5 separate regions of the Homo sapiens genome follow, and all the other regions are linked to region 2. Evidence: chromatin contacts called from ENCODE Hi-C or POLR2A ChIA-PET data. All regions are on one chromosome and are shown on one strand. Each heading gives the region's core, a stretch centred on a gene start or an enhancer-like site at or near the end of the contact. The rest is flanking DNA. Distances are from core to core; before and after follow the strand shown.

What was found. A loop is a pair of places that touch in the nucleus more often than their neighbours do. ChIA-PET counts read pairs that join two places held with the same protein, here RNA polymerase II (POLR2A). Pooled maps may share reads with other maps.
Region 1: a map of CD8-positive, alpha-beta T cell shows a loop between it and region 2 (12-fold over the local background). The contact joins the promoter of DNAJC16 here to the promoter of FBXO42 in region 2. A Hi-C loop is called at or near these places in 11 of 168 maps with a recorded cell type or tissue (CD14-positive monocyte, CD4-positive, alpha-beta T cell, CD8-positive, alpha-beta T cell and 6 more), 23 of 37 single-sample maps with no recorded cell type and 30 of 50 pooled maps.
Region 3: a pooled map shows a loop between it and region 2 (3-fold over the local background). The contact joins the promoter of PLEKHM2 here to the promoter of FBXO42 in region 2. A Hi-C loop is called at or near these places in 2 of 37 single-sample maps with no recorded cell type and 8 of 50 pooled maps. POLR2A ChIA-PET finds 5 or more read pairs at or near these places in 2 of 52 experiments (T-cell and activated B cell).
Region 4: a loop to region 2 is called in a pooled map, with 4 times the contacts of the local background. The contact joins the promoter of ATP13A2 here to the promoter of FBXO42 in region 2. A Hi-C loop is called at or near these places in 1 of 168 maps with a recorded cell type or tissue (naive thymus-derived CD4-positive, alpha-beta T cell) and 7 of 50 pooled maps. POLR2A ChIA-PET finds 5 or more read pairs at or near these places in 1 of 52 experiments (activated B cell).
Region 5: a map of CD8-positive, alpha-beta T cell shows a loop between it and region 2 (15-fold over the local background). The contact joins the promoter of SDHB here to the promoter of FBXO42 in region 2. A Hi-C loop is called at or near these places in 4 of 168 maps with a recorded cell type or tissue (CD4-positive, alpha-beta memory T cell, CD8-positive, alpha-beta T cell, naive thymus-derived CD4-positive, alpha-beta T cell and 1 more), 1 of 37 single-sample maps with no recorded cell type and 15 of 50 pooled maps.

Annotation. Positions count from the first base shown.
Region 1 is chr1:15,525,467-15,528,166 of GRCh38, forward strand. It overlaps DNAJC16 (DnaJ heat shock protein family (Hsp40) member C16), which reads left to right and starts at 1,382. Exons shown (of 15, transcript NM_015291.4): 1 at 1,382-1,492. RefSeq lists enhancers at 1,038-1,541, 1,057-1,156 and silencers at 1,267-1,406, 1,528-1,822, 1,747-1,846.
Region 2 is chr1:16,351,074-16,353,773 of GRCh38, forward strand. It overlaps FBXO42 (F-box protein 42), which reads right to left and starts at 1,407. Exons shown (of 10, transcript NM_018994.3): 1 at 1,182-1,407. RefSeq lists an enhancer at 672-1,446.
Region 3 is chr1:15,682,996-15,685,695 of GRCh38, forward strand. It overlaps PLEKHM2 (pleckstrin homology and RUN domain containing M2), which reads left to right and starts at 1,325. Exons shown (of 20, transcript NM_015164.4): 1 at 1,325-1,623. The coding sequence starts at 1,564. RefSeq lists silencers at 1,179-1,258, 1,349-1,428, 1,949-2,018 and an enhancer at 2,249-2,308.
Region 4 is chr1:17,010,550-17,013,249 of GRCh38, forward strand. It overlaps ATP13A2 (ATPase cation transporting 13A2), which reads right to left and starts at 1,379. Exons shown (of 29, transcript NM_022089.4): 1 at 1,180-1,379. The coding sequence starts at 1,189. RefSeq lists an enhancer at 474-523 and a silencer at 1,014-1,543.
Region 5 is chr1:17,052,694-17,055,393 of GRCh38, forward strand. It overlaps SDHB (succinate dehydrogenase complex iron sulfur subunit B), which reads right to left and starts at 1,339. Exons shown (of 8, transcript NM_003000.3): 1 at 1,255-1,339. The coding sequence starts at 1,326. RefSeq lists enhancers at 1,219-1,278, 1,829-1,878.

The DNA.
Region 1 (2,700 bases), core at 132-2,631, 830 kb before region 2:
TTGACTGTTCCAAACTCGAGTGTCTGATCCAACCAAGCCCACCTTACACAGTCTTCCATTCCCTCTTCCCTCCCTCCCACCCTAACACCTCCCACACAGAAAAAAAAAAAAACGGCAGAAATCTAGTCCTGTAAACTCCCATCGTTCTGAACGGTTCATTTTCACATTTCAAAAATAATCGTTTCTGTTTACTGAGCATTTGCTAAGTCCCAGGCATCGTGCTAGCCACTTTTCATGCTTATTTCACTTATCCTTAACTACAATCCTGCCAGGAAAGTATTCCCACCCCCCGCCGGTTTTACAGATGTAGACCCTAGGGTTCAGGGAAACGAATGTTTAAGGTCACTTGGGTACTAAGTGGCCGAGGCAGGCAGGATTGAAACCCGAACCTGACTCTGTAAGCCACACTCTTAAGAATCCACCTTAGAATATAATCTCTTGAGCACCAAAACCTCAGCCCCATTCGTTCACTTCTACGAATATTTATTGAGCCTGTAGTCAAACACTAAGAACATGAAGGTGAACAAAACAAAATCCCTGCTTTTAGAGTTTACATTCCAGTGGAAGGATCAGGTGATAAACTATATCAATAAATAAGACATACTATGTTAGATAGTGATAAATGCAAAGAGAAAAAAATAAAAACAAGACAGGGAGATATGAAAGCTCTTTATATCCGCAAGGGATCTATCTCATTGGCTCAAAGAAAGTTTCCTTCACTTACCTGTGCCTTATCCCTCTCTCCACCCCCACCGCCCTTTCCCCGTGCTTAAGGCACAGACTGGTACATTCTTGGGTGGAGCTCGGTTTTCGGTAAACGGGATTAAAAGTCCTGGATTCTCTCAAAAAAAAAAAAGATAAGTAAACAAAAATAAAAGGAATGCTGGATTCTAGGCCTTGGGCAAATCTCTGCCCCTCTCTGGACCTCGGTCTCCCTATCAATATTGCAGGAGTTGGAGAGTTAAAGAATCCCTAAGGTCACTTCCAATCTGACGCTCTAAGGTTCTACGAATAGGGTTAAAGAGAATAGGGACCAGAGAGTGCGTCCCCATCCTAGCAACTGTTGCTAGACGAGGGCCATCTCCCGGTAGGAGCGGAAACACCTTCCTGGATCGAGGAGGTCCTTCTGGTATCCCATCATGCATAGCGACTTCGCCTCGCTAGGAGGCACGTTTTGGCCTCTTTGGTCACGATCAGCCTTTTGGCTGCAACCAAAGAGCGCGCCTCGTTTCTATAGCAACCACCCCAGGTCCACGCCTAGACGGCGAGTGGCAAGGGTCAAAATAGATTCGCCCAGTAGACGCCCTCGACCTGTTCGGTCCTCGCCTTCAGTGCGATAGACCTTTAAGCGTCACGTGACTCCCCTCGGGCTTGTCCCCTCCTCTTTCCCCTCCCCAGGCCCAGGCGAGCGCTGGTGTGGACGGGAAGCTCCCGGCCCGGCGAACTAACTGGAGCACGGAGCTGCAGCCGGTTGGGCCGGTGTACTTTCCCGGTAACTCCTTCCCGGCGTGACGCGCGGAACCGCGGACGCGGCGGGGCCAGGCCGACTCAGGGATTTCCCCTCAGTTCCTTCTCGTTTCCAGTCACTGCTGGCCCCGGGGGGAGCCGGGAGCCAACAGGGCCGGGCCCTGGGCTCTCGGAGGGCGGCGGGGGAGGGGGCTGTCTCCTGCAGGGTTGCGACCTCCGGCAGGAGCGCGAGGCGGGGCTTAGACCTGGAGCTTGTCTCTGGGAGCTTCTTCCTGGTCCTGGATATGCTGCCCAGAGAGCTGGCAGCCTACCTGTTGGGCAGGTGTTTGCTGCTCCGAGGTCGGCGCCGTCTATCTCGCATGTCAGCTAAAGAACTTCCCAGACCACCGCCACTTCGGCCCTCTAGCTGGAAGGAACTGACATGGTTAAATAAGGCAGCGATCGTACTGCATGGTAGAAATAATAGCACTAACGACCATTTGTTGACTGTTGACTCTGGGCTCAGTAAACCCTTTACATGCATTTAGTCCCCACATGATGATCCTTCAAGGTGGTAGTATTCATTCCCATTTTATGAATAAGGACGCTGATGCTTAGTAAGTTTAAATAATTTGCCCAAGGTAATAAAGTAGTGGAGAATAGATCCTAGTCTTCAACCCATATGCTTAACCAGTAGCTACATTGCCTTCACGTGTTTTCTAGGATATAATAGGTTGCCTTAACAAAGAAGAAACTGGTTTGTTTTAGGATTTTATTCAGCACGTATGCAATTTTAAACGTTGGTCATCAGATTAGTCAATTTTGTGAGGACTCCCAGGCGGCATTAAACTTGCACTTACGGAAATCCACCACTGTTATAGCTTTGCCCTTCTTCAGTAAGGTGTCACAGAAGACACTTGAACCTTAAAACTGTATTAACTTGTGAGAAATCAAGATAAATGTGTTCCTTGAAAAAAAACATTGTAGGGTATAACAGCAATCATAATTGTGGAGTATAAATATCTGCAGTTCCAGCACTACCCTGTTCATTAACCAGCCAGGATTATTTCCAAAATTCACAATGAATTAAGTCACTGTACTCACCAGAGATGGAGCTTGAAACTTTTAAAGACCACGCCTGCTATTTGGTCTTTGCCGTTAATTCTTCTTCACATGTAAAACTAAATTTTTTCTTGCCGCTTTTTCTCATCTGAGGTTTCCATTAATAATGACCATATTGGCCGGCGCGATGGC
Region 2 (2,700 bases), core at 157-2,656:
CTTCCCCCAAATTTTCCTTGCCTCTTTAAATCCATGATGTCATCATTCTTAAGCAGAAGTAAAGCCAATTTGTTACAAAAGATATTTTGGTGTGTCCAAGCAAAAGCAATCGCCTCAACAATTCTGCATAGCACAAGTTCAGTGAAGCCATCATTCCTCAAGAAAGAGACCACAAGGCTTCAAACCGACTTCCCTACATGACAGAAACACAATCGAAGTCTCCCAATTAGCATTTAAACAGCAATAAAAGTTGTTCTCAAAAAGGAACAACATAGTTTCAACGTCGGGGCCAGCAACTGCCAGCAAGTAAAACTGGTAATGTGTCAGAATCTTCATCTAGATCGATCAGAATCCCACCACAGAAAAATCCAGACTCTGGCAATTAAGAAATGAGGCTTTTATTTTCCTAACAGAAATCGGGAGATTTAACAGACAAAGCAATTGGTTATTCTGAATCTTAACAAACCGAAGGTTTCAAACGAACTCAGCGCTGAAGTTACTCTGCAGCGACCATCAAGATCTCACAATCGTTTTCTCTTCGCTTACAAATTCGTTCCCACCCTCCACCGTTCCCTTTGCACACACAATTCTCGCCAAGAGAAGCCTTCCACAGTCACAGCATGGATTGCTGTCTCAAGCAAGGAGATCCGCAGTTCCCATTTCTCTAAGGGAACACTCAACAAGCTAGGGGATAGGAAAGGCCTTTTGTGTTTTATTTAACGTAAACCAATTCCAAAATTATCCCTTTGCAGCTGCAGGTTCAGAGATGCTAGCCCCCAGCCGCAGCCCCAATTTTGATGGGCACCCGACCCCCGACTCCTCTCTCGCAAAGGAGTGAAATGTTCGGAGGAGCGATGAAAGATTACCTGACACCCTAAAGCCATCCTTGCCCGGGCCACACACCCCTTCACTGCCCGGGTGAGGGGACGAGAACCACCCTGCTGAGGAGAGGGGGTGGGTTCGCTCCCAACCCAAGGGCTGGCTGGAAAGGAGCTGTCCTCCTCCTCGCCTCACTCGAGGACGGCGATAGCAAGTCACCCTGCCCAACCAGGACCGACCCCCGCGTGGGATACGGGGCCTGCGTCAGACCCCGGGCGCCCGCTGCCCCTTGCCAGTCCCGGGCATAAAGGGCAGAAGGCGCCGGCTCCCCTCTGCGGCCCGGGGAGGAGGAGAGGCCTCACCTGGCCCAGCCCGCTCCACGCTCTCGGGTTCGCTCCGCTGGCGACGGTAATGAGGGAGCCAGGGACAGGGCCAGAGCAGAGGCGCTCTGCCTCAGGCCGCGACAGCCGTGCTCGGGGCTCCTCACAGCTGGCGGGACCCCGAGCCGCCCGGAGCCGCCATCTTCCTCCACTCAAACGCCGCCGCCGCCGCAGCTGCTGCTGCTCAGGCCGGGAGAAGACAGCGCAGAGCGCGCATGCGCCGGGGCGGGCGCGGCGGACGCGCGCGCACTCACGTCAGCGCGGCGGGATGGCGAGGGGCGGCCAGGGGGCGGCGCAGTGTTGAGAAAGGCCGTGGTCACAGGCCGAGGTTCTGTGGAGGGTGGAATGCGCTCGGGGGAGCTAGGCCTCCGCACCCGCCTTCGCCGCGTCTCTAGCGTCGACCTGATAGCCGCACCCACCCTCCGCTGCACTGTCTGGGGCAACTGGGTGGTTTTCCCGGTGGTTTGAGACTAACATTTAGCCAGGAATTAACTCACTTCTACCCCGAGGGCCCGATGAGCAGAGAGGGCTGTGGCGGATGTGAGTGCTCTTGGATATCGCCAAGGGGAGGGAAACTGTGCTTGAGGTGTGCAGGAGAAGTCTTCCCTTAACCGTAGCCTCGTAGCAACCACTGTGAGTTCTTACTAGCTCCACTTTTCAGATGAGGAAACTGAGGCACAGAAAACGATCACTTATTTGCCCGGAGTCACACACCTATCAGTGGAGGTGGGGCGGCGCGGGAAAGAGGATTTAAACTCAGGCTTGTCTGGTTCCCAAGCTCCTTTACTTCCTACTAGCTAGGTTATAGGATCCAGCAAAGTCCCCCTTCTCAAGGGAGCAACCTGGTGTGTAGGTGAGAACCTTCATGAGCCCAGCCCTACAGCATGTGGTCTAAGGAAATGCCAGATACAGAGTCAAAGGCTTCAGTCTAAACTCTGTAAGCCAAAAAAACAAAACAAAACAAAACAAAAAACTAAGCCCCCACCCCCCCCCCAACACCAAACCATCTGAACGGACTTCCTCCTAGGCCAGGGCAGTCTAAAATGTAACCAACCTGAGAGACTGGTTCAGGCCATGACGGGAAGCAGGACATGAGACATGCCTCATTACATCCTTCAGCATTGACATCAACACAACAGACCTTAAGACTGGTAAGAAACATTTACAATCTGTTCTCTCTGGAGCCCACCTGCCACTTGGAGGCTTCACGTGCGTGATAAAACTTTGGTGTCCACAATCCCTTATCATAACCCAGACATTCATTTCTATTGATAATAACTTTTTTTTTTTTGAGACAGGGTCTAACTCTGTTGCCCAGGCTGGAGTCCAGTGATGAGTTCTTGGTTCGCTGCAACCTCTGTCTTTCAGGCTCAAGCTATCCTCCTACCTTAGCCTCCTGAGTAACTGGGACTACAGGCGGGCACCACCATGCCTGGCTAATTTTTCCATTTTTTTTGTAGACACAGGGTTTCGCCATGTTGTCCACTCTCATCTCAAACTC
Region 3 (2,700 bases), core at 75-2,574, 670 kb before region 2:
TTGTTACGGTGGGTTTCAGGGGCTGAGGGAGTTGAGGCCCTTGGGATACGTGGGGCTGAAGAAGAGGGATAAGGATAAGGAGTGGGAATGGGGCATTGGGGCTGAAGGTGAGGAGGGTGTGTTTTGGGGGTGGGGAGGAACACCAGGGACCTCAAATGTAGGACTGGGCCTTGAGGGTGAGGCACTGAGGAGGGGAGGCTGTGGAGGGCCAGGGGGCCCAGGGAGGGTCTAGGGCTGGGGACTGGAGTCTAGGCTGACCCGGTGGGGGTGCTGGGTCCTCCAGGCTGCGAAAGCCAGGGGGCCTGGGTCTGCACATTGAGGGGGTGGCTGGGCTAAGGAAGGGGAGGAAGATAAGTGGGGCTTGCAGGCTAAGAGGGTCTTGGGGTCCCTGGCCAGAGTTAGTGGGGTGCACTGGGGTCTCCAAGGAGGGGTCTGTGGACTAAAGAGGGCCGGCGGGAGGGGGCCCAGGGTCTGTGGGTGTCTCGAGTCTCTGAGGAGGGCCGGGGTCTCAGGGTCTGTGGGGGTCTCTGGCCTGTGGGGTCGGAGTCTCCAGAGTCCTTGGGGCCTGTGGGAGTCTCTGGGGTTTTGTGGGGGGATCCTGTGGGCTGAGGAGGGCTGTGGGGAGGGTCTCAGGGTCTCTGGGGAGGGCCAGTGCCTCGGGGTCTTTGGGGGTCTCTGAGGAGGGCTGGGGGCCCAGGGTCTGTGGGGGTCCCCAGCAGGTGGGGTTGGGGTCTCCGGAGTCCCTGGAGTCTGAGGGTGTCTCTGAGGTCCCAGGGGGGAGTCTATGGCCTGAGGGCTGAGGGGGAGGGTCTCCAGGGTCTCTGAGGAGGGCCGGTGTCCCGGGCAGGCGGGGTCGGGGTCTCCGGAGTTCCTGGGGTCTGAGGGTGTCTCTGGGGTCCCTGAGGGAATCTGTGGGCTGACGAGGCCTGGGGGAGGGTCTCCGAGGAGGGCCGGGGTCCCAGGGTCTGTGGGGGTCTCTGGCAGGCGGGGTCGGGGTGTCCGGAGTCCCTGGGGTCTGAGGGTGTCTCTGGGGTCCCTGAAGGAATCTGTGGGCTGAGGAGGGCTTGGGGAGGGTCTCTGAGGAGCCCCGAGGTCCCCGGCAGGCGGGGTCGAGGTCTCTGGCGTCCCTGGGGTCTGAGGGTGTCTCTGGGGTGCCGGGGAGAGTCTGTGACTTGAGGAGGGCTGGGGGCGGGTCTCGGGGTCTCTGGGGAGGGCCGCGGCCAAGGGTCTGTGCGGGTCTCCGGGTCCCCGGAGTCCCCAGGCGCAGGCGGGCCCTGGCGCCGCCCCGCCTGACATCAGTTCCTGCCGCCGCCGCCGCCGCGGCGCACAGCCCGCGGCCTCCTTCCCCGCCGGCCGCGCTCCGGAGCCTCCGGGCCGCGGTGGAGCGAGGGCCCAGGCGAGGCGAGGGCCGGGCGGCGGGCGCCGGGCCCCGCGGCCGGCACGACGGAGCCCCCGTACGGCCGGCGGCAGCGGTTGGCGGCGGCCCCCGGCCCCCGGCGCGGGAAGCGGCGGCGGGGCGGCGGCGGCGGTGGCGGTGGCGGTGGCGGCGACGGTGGCAGCGCCATGGAGCCGGGGGAGGTGAAGGACCGGATCCTGGAGAACATCTCGCTGTCGGTGAAGAAGGTGAGCGCGGCCTCCCTCCCGGCCGGGGCCCCTTCCTCGCCGCGCCCCCCACGCCCTCCGGCGGCGCTCTCCCGGGCCGGGGCCCCCCGCCCTTCCCCTCCGCGACCCGGGGGGCGACGAGCGGCCGGGAGCCCCGGGCCGGTAGAGGGGAAGCGGCGCCGCTCACGTGAGCGCCGCGGCCTCGGAGCTATTTTTAAAGAACAAAGTTGAGGTCAGCATCCTCGGAGCTTCCCCAAACCTGGCCCGGGGCCCTGCCCTCCCGGAGAGGGGTCAGCGACCCTCCGGTCCCCCACTGGGGCAGCGGCGCCCCCGGGAGCTCCTGAAGGAACCCCATGCAGCCTCCTGTGGAATCCGCTGCATCCCCGGGTCCCCCCGCCAGGCTGGCGTCGCCCAGGGTCTGGCAGTCAGGGTGGAGGCCAGTGATAAGCAACTTCACTTTCCCATGGCCTGGGTCCCGGCGACATTGCCTCTGCTCCTGGGAAGTCCCCTGAATAATCTTGCTCAAGGATGGTAGCTTTGAAGAGGTTCACTAGGGGCTTTGATTATAAGAACCTGAAGTACATGGGGATTGCATTTTGGATGCTGATCCGGGGAACCGGGTGACACCACAGACACCTTGCTGTGGGGCTTGCCGCAGTAAACATCACTGTCCCAATTCCAGGTAGAAATGAGTACATACCTGTCAAGGGCATGTATTTGTGATGAAGTTGGCATATCCGCAAAAGGGTCCGTGCTAGAAGGTAGAATCCATATTCTGACGTTTTTGGGCTGGATATAAAAATAATAATAATAAATTTAAAAGAATCCATATTCACTGAAAACCTAAATGGCCAAATCAGAATGGATTTTTCTCTCTCTCTCCCTCTCTGTGTGTGTGTTTGTGTAATTTGAATTCCTGGCTCACCAGATAGTCTCAGAAACTGAAAAAAAAAAAAAAAAAAAGAAAGAAAGAAAGAAAAAAGAGAAAGAAAATGGCTTGGGTGAGGGACTCAGCAGCTTATTTTACTTGAAGAAGCAAAATGGATAGAATTAATTAGATCAACCATCATATTTAAATAATTGTCTGTTTTCCCACTG
Region 4 (2,700 bases), core at 129-2,628, 660 kb after region 2:
TCCAGGGTCATAGAGCTTGAAAGGGGAGAAGCTGGAAATGAGTGTGTCTGAATGGGCACATTCTTTCCCACAGCCATTCCATGAAAAGTACAGATTAGGATTCCCATTTAAAACGAGGCCCAGAGGAGTAGATTGACAAGCACAAAGTCACACAGCTATGAGGGGCCAAGACTGGACTTGAACCTCGTCTGAGGTCACAGCTCGGGGCAGTGTCACCAGCACTGTGGATCAGAGGGGCTAGAGCCATTTGGGACCTCTTATTTCCTGCGGAAGCCTTGGCTTCCTGCTGGTGACCTGGCAGCGGCCCAGGGCGGCTGCCTCCTCCCTGGCTGTGGTTCCCGGCGGCGGGGAGCTCCTGTCTTCTGCCAGGCTGAGGCGGGAGTGTGTGTGAACCATCTTCCCATCTTTGGATCTGGATTCTAGGGGCTGTCTTTCCTCATTCCTTCCCCTCCCTCGCCGGGGGGTGCACTCTAGGCTGTGGGGCTGGGGGCTGAGTGACAGACACTGAGATGAGACCTTTCTGGATAGGGGAGGAGGACTGGCCCCATTCCCGGCAGGTGGGATTTAAATTAGACCCTGGAGGAGTGGGCGTAGGACATCTGGCCAGGGATGGGTTGCATGGAGGGTGTGGCCCTTGGCCCTGGGTGTGACGGGTTTTCTCTGGGGTCTGAGGCAGGAGGTCAGGAGTGGCGCTGTGGCCCAGGACATCTACCCAGGAAATGGAGTCCCGACTCCCCCAACGCCATTCATTCATTCATTCAGCCCAGAGGGGTTGCCCAGAGGCCCGAGGATGCAGCCGTCTCCCCCACCTGGACATCCGTCACTCGGGGTGGGATCCGATTAAGTGGGCGTGGGGTGGCCTCCCCGTCCCCGCACGGCCCCAGGACCCTCTTGCACAAGCGCCCGGCTTCCAATCCCGCGGCTGAGGGGTGCAGGGGAGGGGAGGGACCGGCTGCGAGCGGCGGCGCCATCCCCAGCCCCGGCGTCTCTGGGAAGAAACCGGGGCCGAGTCCCCGTCAAAAGGGAGGGGACGGGCCAGGATCCCCAACCAGGTCCCGCTTCCTGGGCTCGCGACCCCGCGGTGGGGGGCGTCGCCTCCCCTCTCCCTCCAAGGGGTGACGACAACTGGCGGGCCGGGGACCGCGCCGGGCTCGGGGCCGACCCGGACTCCGCACTCACCTGCGCTCATGCCGGCTCCTCGCGCTCATCGCCGGCCCCGGCGCTGCGGCCCTCGGCCTGGGCCCCGGCGTGCGCAAGGCCCTGGGCGGGGGCGCGGTCCGGACGGCCCGGGGCGAGGGGCGCTGGGCTAGCGCGGGGCTGGAGCAGGGCTGACGCGGGCGGGGCACCTGGGCCACCAGGCTCGGCGCGGCTCCGACACTGCCGCAGTCCCTCCGTGCGCGCCGCAAGCCCCGCCCGGCCCTCTGCGGCCCTCGCAGCGCCCGCGCCGGGGCTGCCGGGACTTGTAGTCCCCGCCTGCTCCTCCGCACACACCGGGGGCGGGGCGACCGGAGACACACACCTCACGGAGGTAGCCCCCGCCAGCACGTCCCAGTGGTTAGGGACTGTGCGTGCTGGTCCAGCTCTCCATGTCTTCCAGGCCGCGCGACCGTGAGCAAGTCACTGATCCTCTCTGGCCCTCTTTTCCCAACCTGTAGGATAGCAATGCCTGCTTCACAGAGAACTGCTGCGAGGATCACACAAGAAAATGCTTGTCAACTGGGCGTGGTGGCGCATGCCTGTAATCCCAGCTACTCGGAGACTAAGCCAGGAGAATCGCTTGAACCCAGGAGGCGGAGGTTGCTGTGAGCCGGGATCATGCCATTGCACTCCAGCATGGGCAAAAAGAGCGAAACTCTGTCTCAAAAAAAAAAAAAAAAGAAAATGCGTATCAAGCACTTGAGACAGTGCCTGGCGCTGCTTGATGAATGCAAAGAAGGAAGACACACCTGCCCAGAGATTCACAGGGTCAGATGTGGGCCCACAGAGACCCAGGGAGAGTCTGCCATGATGCACTGGAGGCCTTGAAATGCCAGAGAAAGAGAAGCCTCACAGCGTGACCTGCAGACACACCTGCACTGGGGGGATTCATGAAGACCCCTGAAAGGCACCAGAGATGTCTTACCTGCGTGCAGCATTTATCCTGCTACCCCATAGTGACCGGCACAGGCATAGTGTTCCCTGTCTCCAGGACCTCTGGACAGAGGAGCTCCAAAGGGGAGAGTGGATCTGTGAGATCCTAGGGCAAACAAGGGAAGGTTCACGTTAGGGCCAAGGATAGACGTGGGCAGGATCACTGGTCATTTGTCCAGTATGAATTTATGGAGTGCCAGCACCACTGTGGGAGCCAGGAACGTGAGAGTGAACAAAACAGAGATGCCCCTGTCCCTGCGGAGACTGCTGTCTACTGGGAAGTAGCCCTAGTCAAGGAAAGGAAAACTCCAACGATCCCTATTGTGGAAGGGGCTGGAAGGAGACACAGCTGTGATGGTGGTGAGGGTGTGGGTAGGGGATAGACCCCAGGAGGGAAAGCAGCACCTGATTCATAGCAAGATCCCAGTGAACATTTGGTACAGGAACACACGTTGGCAGGACTTGCTGGTGGATAGGATGTGGGGGTGCAGGAATGTGTGGAATTCAAGATGCTCCCCAGGGTTTTGGCCTGAGCAGCTGGGTGCCAGTGGAGCCATTTACTCAGCTGGG
Region 5 (2,700 bases), core at 89-2,588, 700 kb after region 2:
AGGCTGATGCAGACAGAGTGGATCCAAGTTCACACACAGCATGCTGGATAGAACCAGGATTGGAACATGGGCAATATGTACTGTGTTATGCAGCCATAGCAGGCACTTAAGATGAAAGATGTCCTCATTTAAGTGCAAGAGAGGAAGAGGAACTAAAATTTCTTGGACACCAACCATGTCCCAAGATCTATGCTAAGGAGTTTTTCTGGTACCATGTTAAAAAACTGCCTCAGGTCTGCTTCTTGGGAATGTGATATTTTGAGCAAGCCAAAAATTTTCTTTCTGGGGGCCTCAAGTTTTCAAAGCTCCAAAAAGGAGGGTAAGGATTCTTGCTTGCCCACCTTAAAGGGGTTGTTGAGAATCCCAGAAGAGGAACAGACTTAGAAAGGATTTGCAAATCCTTAGTCCCTTATGTATACAAAAGCAATTTCCCTTCCCCTTCTAAATGTTCCCACTTAGAAGGCAGGTCAGAAATGTGTTGTTTCTTGGCCATACAAGGGGCGTGGGAAAATCTGTTACTGCACACGGCATAGTAATAAACAAGAACAGCGCCAAGCCCTCTACCTGTCATTCCATGTCAACTCTATGAGGTCCGTATTATTATATGACCTTTAGAGTCAGAAACACTGAGAGGATACTAGTGAAACTGTGGTGACACTGCTTTAAGGAACCCAGTCTTTCCTGCAACCCCCACCACCCACCTCCGGGATCCTTCGAGGTAGGGGGCTGGGTGCATTTCCCTCCATCTCTCCCTTCCCCTGCCCTGTCCCCAACAATTCACATGTCCTTTCCTCACCCATCCCGGTCCTCAACCTCGCACCCTTGAGGAATTACCTCGCTTCCCAATTCCCATCCTTCACACCCCGCAGGTCTCCCTTTTCTACAGAGGCGATAGTTTGGTGGCAGAAAAAGGGCTTGGAACTCCAATGTCTGGATTCAAATTCTGGTTCCAGCAGTCATTCGCTTGCCATGTGACCTTGAGCAATTCAAGTCCCCTTTCTGAACGTCCCCCCCCCCCGCACCCTTAGCTGTAAAAAATTGCCCGTGCCCTAACTCACAAGCTGCTGCGAGGCGCAGAAAGATAACTTGACAGGGATGCTCGAAGCCAAACCAAAGCACTGCACCAGGGGGAGGAGGTCCTCCATCTCCCTGAGGCCTTGCCCTATGCTTCCTCAGTCTCTCCGCAGCCCCATCAGCTCCAGGCAGTCTCTGTGGCTTTCCTGACTTTTCCCTCTCTGAGGCTCCAGGACTCACCTGCAGGCAGGCTCCGCCAAGGGTTGTGGCCGGCAACCGGCGCCTCAAGGAGAGGGCGACCACCGCCGCCATCTTGGCTCCTGACGTCAGCCCCACCCCTTAACCCCGAGGTCGCTCTCCGCCGGTGTCCCGTCGAACATCGCGGCGCCCAGCCTACATCCACTGAGGACCCACTAGCCGCGTACGAGCAACCAAGTGGGAGGCGGCTTCCGGTTTCCCGGGTGGGCGGAGGGAAGGCGGGGCAAGCACAGCGAGCGTGCGCAATAGCGCAGTAGCGGCGCATGCCCATTTGGCTTCCCCCGTGACCTTCTCAGAAAGGGGAGGAGTCTGAGAGGCAGGGCGACTTTCAGGGGGTGGGGCTAAGACTTAGATGGGGCGGAGCCATCCTATCCGGGTCCCTGCCCCGATTTCAACCTCTTTATTCCTGGAATTTTTGTTTGTTTGTTTGAGATGGAGTCTCGCACTGTTTCCCGGGCTGGAGTGCAATGGCGCGATCTTGGCTCACTGCAACCTCCGCCTCCCGGGTTCACGCGATTCTCCTGCCTCAGCCTCCCGAGTAGCTGGGATTACAGGCGCACACCATCACACCCGGCTAATTTTTTGTATTTTTAGTAGAGACGGGGTTTCATCATCTTGGCCAGACTGGTCTTGAACTCCTGACCTCGTGATCCGCCCACCTTGGCCTCCCAAAGTGCTGGAATTACAGGCATGAGCCACTGCGCCCGGCCAATTTTTTTTTTTTTTTTCAGACAGGGTCTCACTCTGTTGCCCAGGCCGGTGTGCAGTCTTGGCTCACTGCAGCCTCGACTTCCCAGGCTCAAGCGATCCTCCCACCTCCAGAGTAGCTGGGACTACAGGCGTGTGAGCCACCATACCCGGGTAGTTTTTTTTTTTTTCTTTTTTTTGAGATGGAGTATCGCTCTGTCTCCCAGGCTGGAGTGCAGTGGCGCGATCTCGGCTGACTGCAACCTCCGCCTCCCGGGTTCAAGCAATTCCCTGCCTCAGCCTCCCGAGTAGCTGGGATTATAGGCGTCCGCCATCATGCCCGGCTAATTTTTTTGTGTTTTTAGTAGAGATGGGGTTTCACCATCTTGGCCAGGCTGGTCTTGAACTCCTGACCTCGTGAGCCACCCACCTCGGCCTCCCAAAGTACTGGAATTACAGGCATGAGCCACCGCGCCCGGCCACCCGGATAATTTTTTTAAAAAATTATTTGTAGAGATGGAGTCTGGCTATGTTGCCCAGGCTGGGCTCAAGCAATCATCCTGCTCCAACTTCCCAAAGTGCTGGGATTACAGGCGTGAGCCACCACACCTAGCCTCCCTAAGAATTTGTCAGTCTTATTATTCATCTCTGACGCTTACTGGCTTGAGTCAGCCCTTTCTGTCGCATACCGTGCAGCTTGCCCGAGGCTGCCCAGGTTTCTGCACTGAGAGTCCCAAACAA